Linked DNA regions of Homo sapiens: region 1 is linked to region 2. A link is an interaction called in ENCODE POLR2A ChIA-PET data of the cell type or tissue named here. Cell type or tissue: OCI-LY7. All regions are shown on one strand.

The links. Peaks named below come from ENCODE experiments on the same cell type or tissue, not always from the same donor. Only the 100,000 strongest peaks of a DNase experiment are listed, where the experiment ranks them.
Region 1: POLR2A ChIA-PET joins it to region 2 with 6 read pairs; 9 of 35 experiments call an interaction of 5 or more read pairs at or near these places.

Annotation. Positions count from the first base shown.
Region 1 is chr15:40,182,758-40,187,757 of GRCh38, reverse strand. It overlaps BUB1B (BUB1 mitotic checkpoint serine/threonine kinase B), which reads right to left. Exons shown (of 23, transcript NM_001211.6): 6 at 3,875-4,044; 7 at 2,379-2,593; 8 at 2,116-2,207. The region is part of intron 1 of LOC107984763 (a long non-coding RNA gene); the gene reads left to right. Among named protein-coding and RNA genes, the nearest start is that of BUB1B, 24 kb to the right of the region's middle. In OCI-LY7, no CTCF peak of the experiment used is centred here; no DNase peak of the experiment used is centred here.
Region 2 is chr15:40,113,792-40,118,791 of GRCh38, reverse strand. No RefSeq gene overlaps it. Among named protein-coding and RNA genes, the nearest start is that of BMF, 7.4 kb to the right of the region's middle. RefSeq lists enhancers at 1,977-2,480, 2,806-2,865. In OCI-LY7, no CTCF peak of the experiment used is centred here; DNase peaks (open chromatin) are centred at 2,831 and 4,361; H3K4me3 peaks cover 2,180 bases; H3K27ac peaks cover 3,484 bases.

The sequences.
Region 1 (5,000 bases), 69 kb before region 2:
TTTAAATTTTTTGTGGAGACAGGGTCTCCCTGTGTTGCCCAGGCTGGTCTTGAACTCCTGGGCTCAAGCGATCCTTTCACCTCAGCCTCCCAAAGTGCTGAAATTACAGGCATGAGCCACGATGCCAAGCTGATTTTTCTTTATTATTATAATTGATTTATTTTTTAGAGATAGGTTCTTGCCCTGTTGCCCAGGCTGGAGTGCTGTGGCATGATCATAGCTTACTGTAGCTTCAAATTCTTGGGCTCAAGTGATCCTCCTGCTTCAGCCACTCGAGTAGTTAGGACTACAGGCACCCACCACCATACCCAGCTAATTAAAAAAAAATTGTTGACCGGGTGCGGTGGCTCACATCTGTAATCCCAGCACTTTGGGAGGCTGAGGTGGGCGGATCATGAGGTCAGGAGATCGAGACCATCCTGGCTAACACGGTGAAATCCCGTCTCTACTAAAAAATAGAAAAAATTAGCCAGGCGTGGTGGCAGGCGCCTGTAGTCCCAGATACTCAGGAGGCTGAGGCAGGAGAATGGCGTGAACCTGGGAGGTAGAGCTTGCAGTGAGCTGAGATCATGCCACTGCACTCCAGCCTGGGCAACAGAGCAAGACTCCGTCTCAAAAAAAAAAAAATTTGTTTTGTAGGGTCAGGTTTTTGCTATGTTGCCCAGGCTGGTCTCGAACTCCTGGCCTGGAGTGATTCTCCTACCTTGGCCTCCCAAAGTGCTGGGATGGCAAACGTGGGCTGCCATGCCCGTTGAACCAGGAGGTCGAGGTTGCGGTGAGCTGAGATGGTGCCACTGCACTTCAGCCTGCTGGGCAACAGAGCAAGACTCTGTTTAAAAAGAAAAAAAAAAAAAGAAAAAAAATAGCCTTCCCCTTGTCCTGAGCACTTAGGCAGAATTTTTGCTCAAAATCTTAATTATTATTTTTGCATTCCTAGCATGTAGTGGGAGTTATAAATTAGTTATGAGGTAACTCTTGCACTGGGACAGAATTCAACCTAGTATTAGGACTAGGGCTGGGCGCAGTGGCTCACGCCTGTAATTCCAGCACTTTGGGAGGCCAAGGCGGGCGGATCACTAGGTCAGGAGATCGAGACCATCCTGGCTAACACGGTGAAACCCCGTGTCCACTAAAAAAAAAAAAAAATTAGCTGGGCGTGGTGGCAGATGCCTGTAGTTCCAGCTACTTGGGAGGCTAAGGCAGGAGAATGGCGTGAACCTGGGAGGCAGAGCTTCCAGTGAGCCCAGATCGCACCACTGCACTCCACACTCCAGCCTGGGCGACACAGCGAGACTCCATCTCAAAAAAAAAAAAAAAAAAAAAAAAAGAACTAGGCAATGTTAAGCATTAGACTAAATCTCAGGCTGGCTTGTTTATTTAACCACCAGCTACTATACTTTTTCTTAAAAACAGAAATGCTAAGGATTAGGAAGAAAGAGGAAAAATATGTCCAGAAGGAAAAAGCAGGATAAGAGGGAAAACTATCATAATTTCTCATTACTATCAATGACAAAATGAGAACGTCTCATTTAAATCACATTATCTTTTCCCTACATCCCCATTATCCCATCAGACAAATCTTCTAACTCTACTGCTGAAGCCTCTCCCATCCAAGCTCCCTTCTCCTTTCATTACCACTACCCTGCCCAAATACCGCCCCTTAATATCCTTGCCTGAACTATTCCAATAGCTTATTTATGTATGTTCAATCCATCTTCCAGAATAGCCACCATTGATTTTCCTAAAGCAATGTTCAGTAATGAAAATATAAACCTAATTAATGTTTATTCCTTAATAAAATATTAACAAATGGTCTTTTAACCCTAACATACTCAAAGGAATACAAACATAAAGGATATACAAAATTTTGTCTGGTTACTTTTTTTTTTAATAAATAGAGACAGGGTCTCACTAGGCTGCCCAGGCTGGTCTTGAACACCTAGGCTCAAGGGATCCTCCTGCCTCAGCCTGTGCTGGGATTACAGGTGTGAGCTACTGCGCCTGGCCTGGTTACTTTCATCTTCATAAAGAAGAAACTGCCTTTGGGAAGTAGAATAGGTGCCTCTGCCCACCCTTAATAATTCCCACTTCAAAATATCCAAAAACCACACTCACATAACTGGCTGTCGTGCAGTCTCTTCCACATATGGAGTGAAACTGGGAAGCACAGCGGGTACAGCTATCAGTGAAGCTGTATTGCCACGAGGCTGGAGATGAAGAAGAAAACTAAAATTACCATAGTTTTATGTTCTCAGACAGCATATATAGACCATGGCTAAATATTCAAGAGGAATTAAAAGAGATGGTAAAAATACTTCTCTACCCTAAATGTGAAGTCTTTGTTGTGTCAGCAAAGCACTGGATCTAAGAGTCCTTACCCTGTGTTCCAAGGACCTGCCTGTGTTCCAAGGGCCTGCTTGCAGCTCATTCTCTTTGGCCCTGGGCATGGGGGGTGCTATCCATGGCTGGACTGTAGGCTTAGACAACTCTGCTGTAGAAGCCTCATCAGCATTTTCATCAAAAACAGTAATTCTACTATTATTTTGCATCTGTTGAGGAAATGGATTTTGGAGTCCTCTGTTCTGGCTTGGAGCTAGGAGCAAAAATATTAAAACCTCATGTAAAATGTTTCATTATTAACTTAGATGCCAGATAAAGTATACCTATTCTTCCTCAACTCAAGGACAGTATTTCCACTACAACAGAAAAAAAAAAAGAAATTTTAAAAATAATCTTTAAAAAAATTAATAAATCAAAAATAGAATCGTTTTATCCATTCTTTGTTACTTATATTCTGCCTTCTTTTCCCTCCTCCAGTCACCCCACATCTTTTATTCACAAATTTCCAAAAAAGACATTCTGCATCTTCCTTCAGTCATCATTATAACATTATCTAGTTTTATCAGAAACTAACCTAAGTTTTATTCTTCAGTTTTAAATTTTCTCTCAATGGAAATCAGCAGAGATATACTGGAACTAGAGAATACAAAATTAACCCATTTATTAGGGGTTTTCTCTGTTGTGGGGCTGGTTATTAACCAAGCTTCATCATGATCTGGATGAAATAGCCTTTGGGACCATACACTCCCTATATCCTAATTCTAGAACCACCAAGTAACATTCTGATTATTGATAAATTGATACCAGGAAAGAAATAAGAGATTAAAAAAACAGCCTGGTTTACATGTCTAACTGCTATAAATTTAGTAAATAAAAGCTTATTATTCTCTGTACCTTCTGCTCAATTTTGCTATGAACCTAAAACTACTCTAAAAAATAGTCAGTGTTGTCCAGATGCAGTGGCTCACACCTATAATCCTAGCTACTTGGGAGGCTGAGGCAAAAGAACTGCTTGAGCCTAGGAGTTTGAAGCTGCGGTGAGCTATGATTGCACTACCACGTTTCAGGCAACAGAGCGAGAACCTATCTCTCAAAAAAAAAAAAAGTCCATGTTAATTAAAAAAAATTATTGCTGATCTTTGGGTATATAGAGAGTCTAATTTCTGGTCCCAAAGGGCTCTGAAGGCAGGGTTCTTAACCATATTAGTATCATTCTCTGAGGCTTTGGTATATGTAAGCTTCACTTTAACAACACCTGCTATGTTACTACATATCTTCTTTCAACTAACAATTCAAACTCAGAAAATCTTGATGCTTCCTAAATGTTAGGTCTTTCTTAATTAAGACACAAAATTACTGATGCATTTTGATTTTACTGCACACTGTAATATTAGCTCTCCTTTGACTTCCTTCTTTTTGCTACTCAGTATTCAGCAAACTAGAAGTGTCCACAGGTATATTTATGTATTATCTTCTTACATGATTTTACCACTAGAAACTAACAGTTTTCCGAAATAACGTTTAACAAACTTACCCTTGAGAGCACCTCCTACACGGATGATTGGAGCTCTTGCTGTCTTTTTCCCTTTGCTCTTTAGTTCAGCTAGTGTGCTTCGTTGTGGTACAGAAGACTCAAAAACTTCCTCCTCTTCTTCTTTCTCAAGTGCCAACAGAGTTTGCCGAGACACTCGAGCTTGGAATTGTCTAAAGTAGCAGAATGCACAACTTTTAGTGAGGTGACCACTATTTTACCAGACTCAAAATTTCCAATTTGTTAAAGTAAACAAATTAGAAGAGCAGGCTGGGGGAAGAATGCAGAAATATCCCAAAGAACATGTTTATTCTCTCAGAAGTAAAGAGAGTCACCTTAAGATCATGAAAAGTTTTGGCTAGAATTATTTAACTCTCCCTTTAAATGCCCAAGTTTGACCAATTTAAATTATTCTGAAAATCACCATTAAGTTGATCTGAGGATCAGGTTAGGGTTATTAAGACTAAGATCACAGAGTTTATTAAGATTAGAGTTTTCCCACTAACTTTTTATTAGAAAACTTGACCCACCAATTGTTAACACTGTGCCACATCTATTTTATCACTGTGTCTCTTTTTCTATACACATGCATGCGCGCACGTGCACGCACACACATATACGGTTTCTCCTGACCTATATGAAATGAAGTTGCATATGACATGACATTGTACTTTAGCAAAGCTGGCAGAAGTTTGAAAAGTAAACTTCCTATGCTGCTGCCACAGTTTTAAGTATTATCAGAAGAGATTCTCCATTCCTACCACTGCTTCATTTAACTAGCCTTAAAAAGTATTATCATAAGGGTAAAAAAAACCCCAAAAAACCCAGAATAAATTGCAGGTGTTGGCCAAGATGGAGTATGCCCACTGTACCTTTTCTCTTTCTCTCACTGATAGGAATTAAAAACTATAGACCATATACAAAAAAAGCAACTAACTGAGGGCTCTGAAAAGTCAACAAAAGCAAGCAGACTGTGGAGAGGGGTCAAAACTTGAAGAAACAACCCACGCAGGATTGTTTCCTGTTTTTTTATTCTTCTATTTTCTCTTGTGGTTTTGAACTGTTGCAGTGGTGGTATGTGAATGTAAAACTCAGAGAAACCCCATCTTTCTGGCCTGAGGACTGGGAA
Region 2 (5,000 bases):
ACGGGCATGAGCCACTGAGCCTGGCCAACACTGGCTTCTTAACTGAGTCACAGTGTTATCTCACTGTGGTCATAGTATTATTTCGCTGTGTTATCTGTGGCCACCCAATTAAATCCCCGAGGAATCTTGGCTCCTTCAGTGGCCCCTGGGCATGATGAAAGTGGAGGAGGGGTGGGGCAGGCCAGTGGGAAGGCAGGTAGGAGACATGTCTTATACCTCATGGCCTTCCTAAAATTCCTAATGTGGTTTGATGAGGATAGCACATGGTATGTGCCCTAGAAATACTTAATGTAAAGGAAATAGTTTTTTTCAGAGAGGAAGTAATAATTATTTCAGTTAAACCTGTGGGGAATATGTAGAAAGAGGAAAGGACCCCATTGCCAAGGGGAGAACGTGATCAAATGAAACCAGGTCCCCAAAATATAAGACTAAATTATTTTTTAAAAATCGCATTTCAAAGAAAATGACACAAACTTTGTTGTAAGTACCAAAGAAATGGAATACAGAAGCTCTCTGCCGACAGGGAATATTTGAGCAATAAATATTTAAGCAAAAACTTCCTGCAGACAAGGAAACTAGTAAACTCCAAAAATGCTTTGCTGAGGAACTACGTTCCATACTCAAAGCAACATCAAGGTTCTTTTCTCCTCACCTCTGAGAACTTCTCCAAACCATAGTAAGGGTCATAGTCTATGATCTTGTCTCAGTGGTGATATAAACTGGAGAAGTATTTTCTCCCTCAGGTCAATAAGAATCTATGCCAGAAGCTTATACAGGGGTCACTTTTGTATATTTTACACCTTCACTGTGAGAGGGGTCAAGATTGGCAAAAAAAAATTACTCTGAAGCATCTGGGAATTTTTAAAAATTTCCTCCTTTTTTGTATTTTCCTAACTTTCAAGATTGATCTTGATAGTTTTTATTTATTTATTTAGAGACGGAGTCTCGCTCTGTTGCCCAGGCTGGAGTGCTGTGGTGAGATCTTGGCTCACTGCAACCTCCGACTCCGGGGTTCAAGCGATTCTCCTACCTCAGCCTCTTGAGTAGCTGGGATTACAGGCACGTGCCACCACGCCTGGCTAATTTTTGTATTTTTGGTAGAGAGGGGGTTTCACCATGTTGGCCAGGCTGGTCTCGAACTCCTGGCCTCAAGTGATCCACTTGCCTTGGCCTCCCAAAGTGCTGGAGTTACAGGTGTGAGCCACCGCGCCCAGTCAGTTTTATATTTTTTATTTTTATTTTTTATCACAAGTTTGCATAGCCTCAGTTGATACTAAAGATTCCATGAAACCTGGAATAGATCTCATAACCTAGCCTAATTCTGGGGAAGAATTCAGAGTCCTTGGGGTCCCCATTTGTTTCTTTAGGGTTTATTACATCTGGTGCAGCTTTGTGACCTGAAAACCTTTGGAGTGATTCTGAAATGGTCCTATCATTATCCAGGTTCACACTGCAGCTTGACATTTCTTTAAACAGAGTAAACCAGTGTTGGTCATTTAAGGCTGGGCTGGTCCTAAAAGAACAACTTGATATTTATTCAAATCACTGATCCAGGTGCCTTAACCCCTACCAAGGAGTCGGTCAGGTTCAGCATTTGAAGAGCTATCTGAGAGCTGGGAGAAACCCATATTGGTCTCTGGCTTAGGGTTGATCTCTGTGTGAAGAGACAGTGATAACCCCACCTGTAGAGGCATTTAAAATGTCGCTCAGACTCAAGTGAACCCTTTTCAAATGGGGACGATAACATTAAAAGAAGCAGCCTCTCCACACAAGATGACTTCCACTAAAATGTCGAGTATTTTATGAGCCTAAAAGGCTGACTGCTATTGCTGTGACCCAGGGTGGGGCCAGAGAGAGGTGGTGAATGCAGGAAGAAACCACCGTAGGAAGAGAGATGAAGAGATAAAGAAAGAGTGCTACGTGAGGAGGAGGGAGACAGAAGTTGGCAGAGAGGGAAAGAACATCCAGGACAGGCAGAAGAGAAACTACAGGGACAAGGATCTCTCCTCAGTTCCAGAAGATTCCATGGCAATAGAGGGAGGAAAGTGGCTAGGCGTGGTGGCTCACGCCTGTAATCCCAGCACTTTGGGAGGCAGAAGGGGCGGATCACCTGAGGTCAGGAGTTCGAGACCAGCCTGGGTAATATGGCGAAACTCCGTCTCTGCTAAAAATGCAAAAATTAGCCAGGCATGGTGGCTCACACTTGTAATCCCAGCTACTGGGGAGGCTGAGGCGGGAGGATCACTTGAACCCAGGAGGCCGAGGTTGCAGTGAGCCAAGACTGTGCCACCACTGCACTCCAGCCTGGGTAACAAAGTGAGACCCTGTTTCAAGAAAAAAAATAATAATAGAGGGAGGAAAGCAAAGCCCAGTGTAGCATGTCTGCCAGTCGGATGGGCTGAGACCCCCACATCAGAGACATCCTGGCTGTGTTGGCAGGCTCTTGAGGGCCTTCTTCTCGCTGGCCCACGTCATTGAAAGGTAGCGATAAGGTTATGGTACCTGCCTGGGACTCCCCTCCCTTGCTTGTCTCCTGCATCCGAGAGGACTTTTCTCTGAGCCCACAGGATCTCCGAATGGTCCTTAGCTGAGAAGCCCCCTTTAGCCGGACCCCCCTCACCCACCCGGCAGTGATGAGAAAATGGACCTGTACAAATCTCATCTAAGTAGCAGACTGCAGTCCCATGTCCAGTCATCACATTAGCCTAAAGCTACAGGGCCAGGGCAGGGGCTGGAAGACAGGGCAGCCTGTTGAATGTAGTCAAGGATAGAAGTAGGAACCGAAAATGTGCCTTAGAGCTGATGCTGGGCCGCTGGACCGCTTCCTGCGGGTGATGCAATCGCTTCTGCCACAGGTGGTGGTGGCAGTGGGAGTGTTTGCAACTGAGAGAGCTGGAATGTACCTCGCTAGGCTGCCTCAGGCTTGGCCTTCCTGTTCAGGGGGCAGCCGGGGTCAGTGTGTTATTGATGGGGGAAGGGGAGTGAATCCTGTCTGTGGGGAGGGACTGAGTGTGCCTAAAGGCAGTAGAGGTATGGGATGTTAGCACTGGCTTTCATGCCAGGGTGGCTTCAGACTGTGCTTCTGTTGCTGTGGGCCCATACTCGGAGAAGTAAACTTAGTTTTCTTAAGTGTAAAACACGGCTGATGGTAATAGGTCTATCTTGAGGTTGTTAAAGCCTGAATGAGACACTGTTTGACACAACATGTCTGGCACATAGTAAATGCTCAGCAGGTGGGAGTTGTTTTCATTACAGCCCAGGGACCTGGGCAGGATTGCGCTAAGAGGTGGGTGTCAGCCCCAAATTCTCTTTTTTTTTTTTTTTTTTTTTGAGATGGAGTTTTGCTCTTGTTGCCCAGGCTGGAGTGCAATGGCATGATCTCAGCTCACCGCAACCGCCGCCTCCCAGGTTCAAGCGATTCTCCTGCCGCAGCCACCCGAGTTGCTGGGATTATAGGCATGTGCCACCACGCCCAGCTAATTTTGTATTTTTAGTAGAAGATGGGGTTTCTCCATCTCCAGTCAGGCTGGTCTCGAACTCCCGACCTCAGGTAATCCATCCACCTCGGCCTCCCAAAGTGCTGGGATTATAGGCGTGAGCCACCATGCCCGGCCCGTCAGCCCTAAATTCTAATCCCTGCTAAGCCAGACTATTTACCCGAGTTATGCCACCTCTGAATCCATAAGGGCATATAAATGCATGTTGGAAAAGATCACCTGTGGTAGCAGAGCTGGGAGCTGAATCCAGATCTCCTGACATCTAGCCTAGAGCTCTTTCTGTTTTTTTGTTTGTTTGTTTTTGTTTTTTGTTTTTTAAGAGACAGGGTCTCACTCTGTCACTCACCCTGGAGTGCAGTGGTGCAATCGTATCCCCCAACTCCTAGGCTCAAGTGATTCTCCTGTCTCAGCCTCCCAAGTAGCTAGAACCATAGGCGTGCACCACCATGTCTAGCTAATTTTTAAATGTTTTGTAGAGAAAGGGTCTCACTATGTTGCCTAGGCTGGTCTTAAGTGATTCCCCTGGCATCAAATAATCTTCCTGGCTTGGCTTCCCAAAGTGCTGGGATAAATAGACATGAGCTACTGCACCTGGCCACACTAGCCCAGAGCTCTGTCTACTCCACCTGATAACAGGTGGGCTTTGAGAGCAGGGAAATGGGGCTTCAGACATTTCCAGATGCTTCTATGCGAGGAAAGGCAAGACCATTTGGGAGAAGGCTGTTTTTCCTTAGCTTGTTTAGTTCCAGCTCTTCTTGCTATACCCTCCTCTAATCCTCAGTGTCTCTTTGAGCATGTGTATAGGTGTGTATATGCAAGTTCATGTTTGAGAAAAAAGGGTTCTGATGTGTTCAATGATCCCCAAGGGGATTGTGTCTGTACCTCCAGCTGCTGGCGTGGAGCCTAACATATGGCAAGTGCTCAGTAAATGTCTGATAAACTCACACCTGAGGGATTGAACCCCTGTCTCATGAAGCCCCTTCCAGAGAGAGACCCTGTTCCCCTCCAGGACAGTGGGGACTAAGGAGTTGGCTGAAAAACAGCTGATCTAACTCACTTCTCAGCCCAGATCATCTTGAACACCAAGTTCAAAACCTGGGACACTTGAAGCCGGGAAGGGACTGGTCCCCAGCTCTTCTGGGTGGCAGGTTTCCTTGATAGCAATAAATCTGGCCTCAGCTAGAAATTTCTGAGATTTCCCTGCCAATCCCAAAAAGAAGTGTGTACTGTTGTAGTGATGTACATTTGACCAGGAAAAAGGCTGACATCCTGGGAGAAGTAGAGTTAAAGAAAGTGTATTTCTGTTGGATTTCTTCATTCCTTGGCAGGATAAAGCTAACTTCTTTTCCACGGGCTGCACACTGGGTTGAGGAGAGGGGAGCTGAGGATACTGCCCTGAGGGCCTGGCTCATAGTTTTTCCAGTAAATTTGTCTCCAAAGACTTAGTGAGTGACTCATGTGCCAAGCCTGGAGCAGAGCAGTCGGAGGGTATCAAGGAGTAGA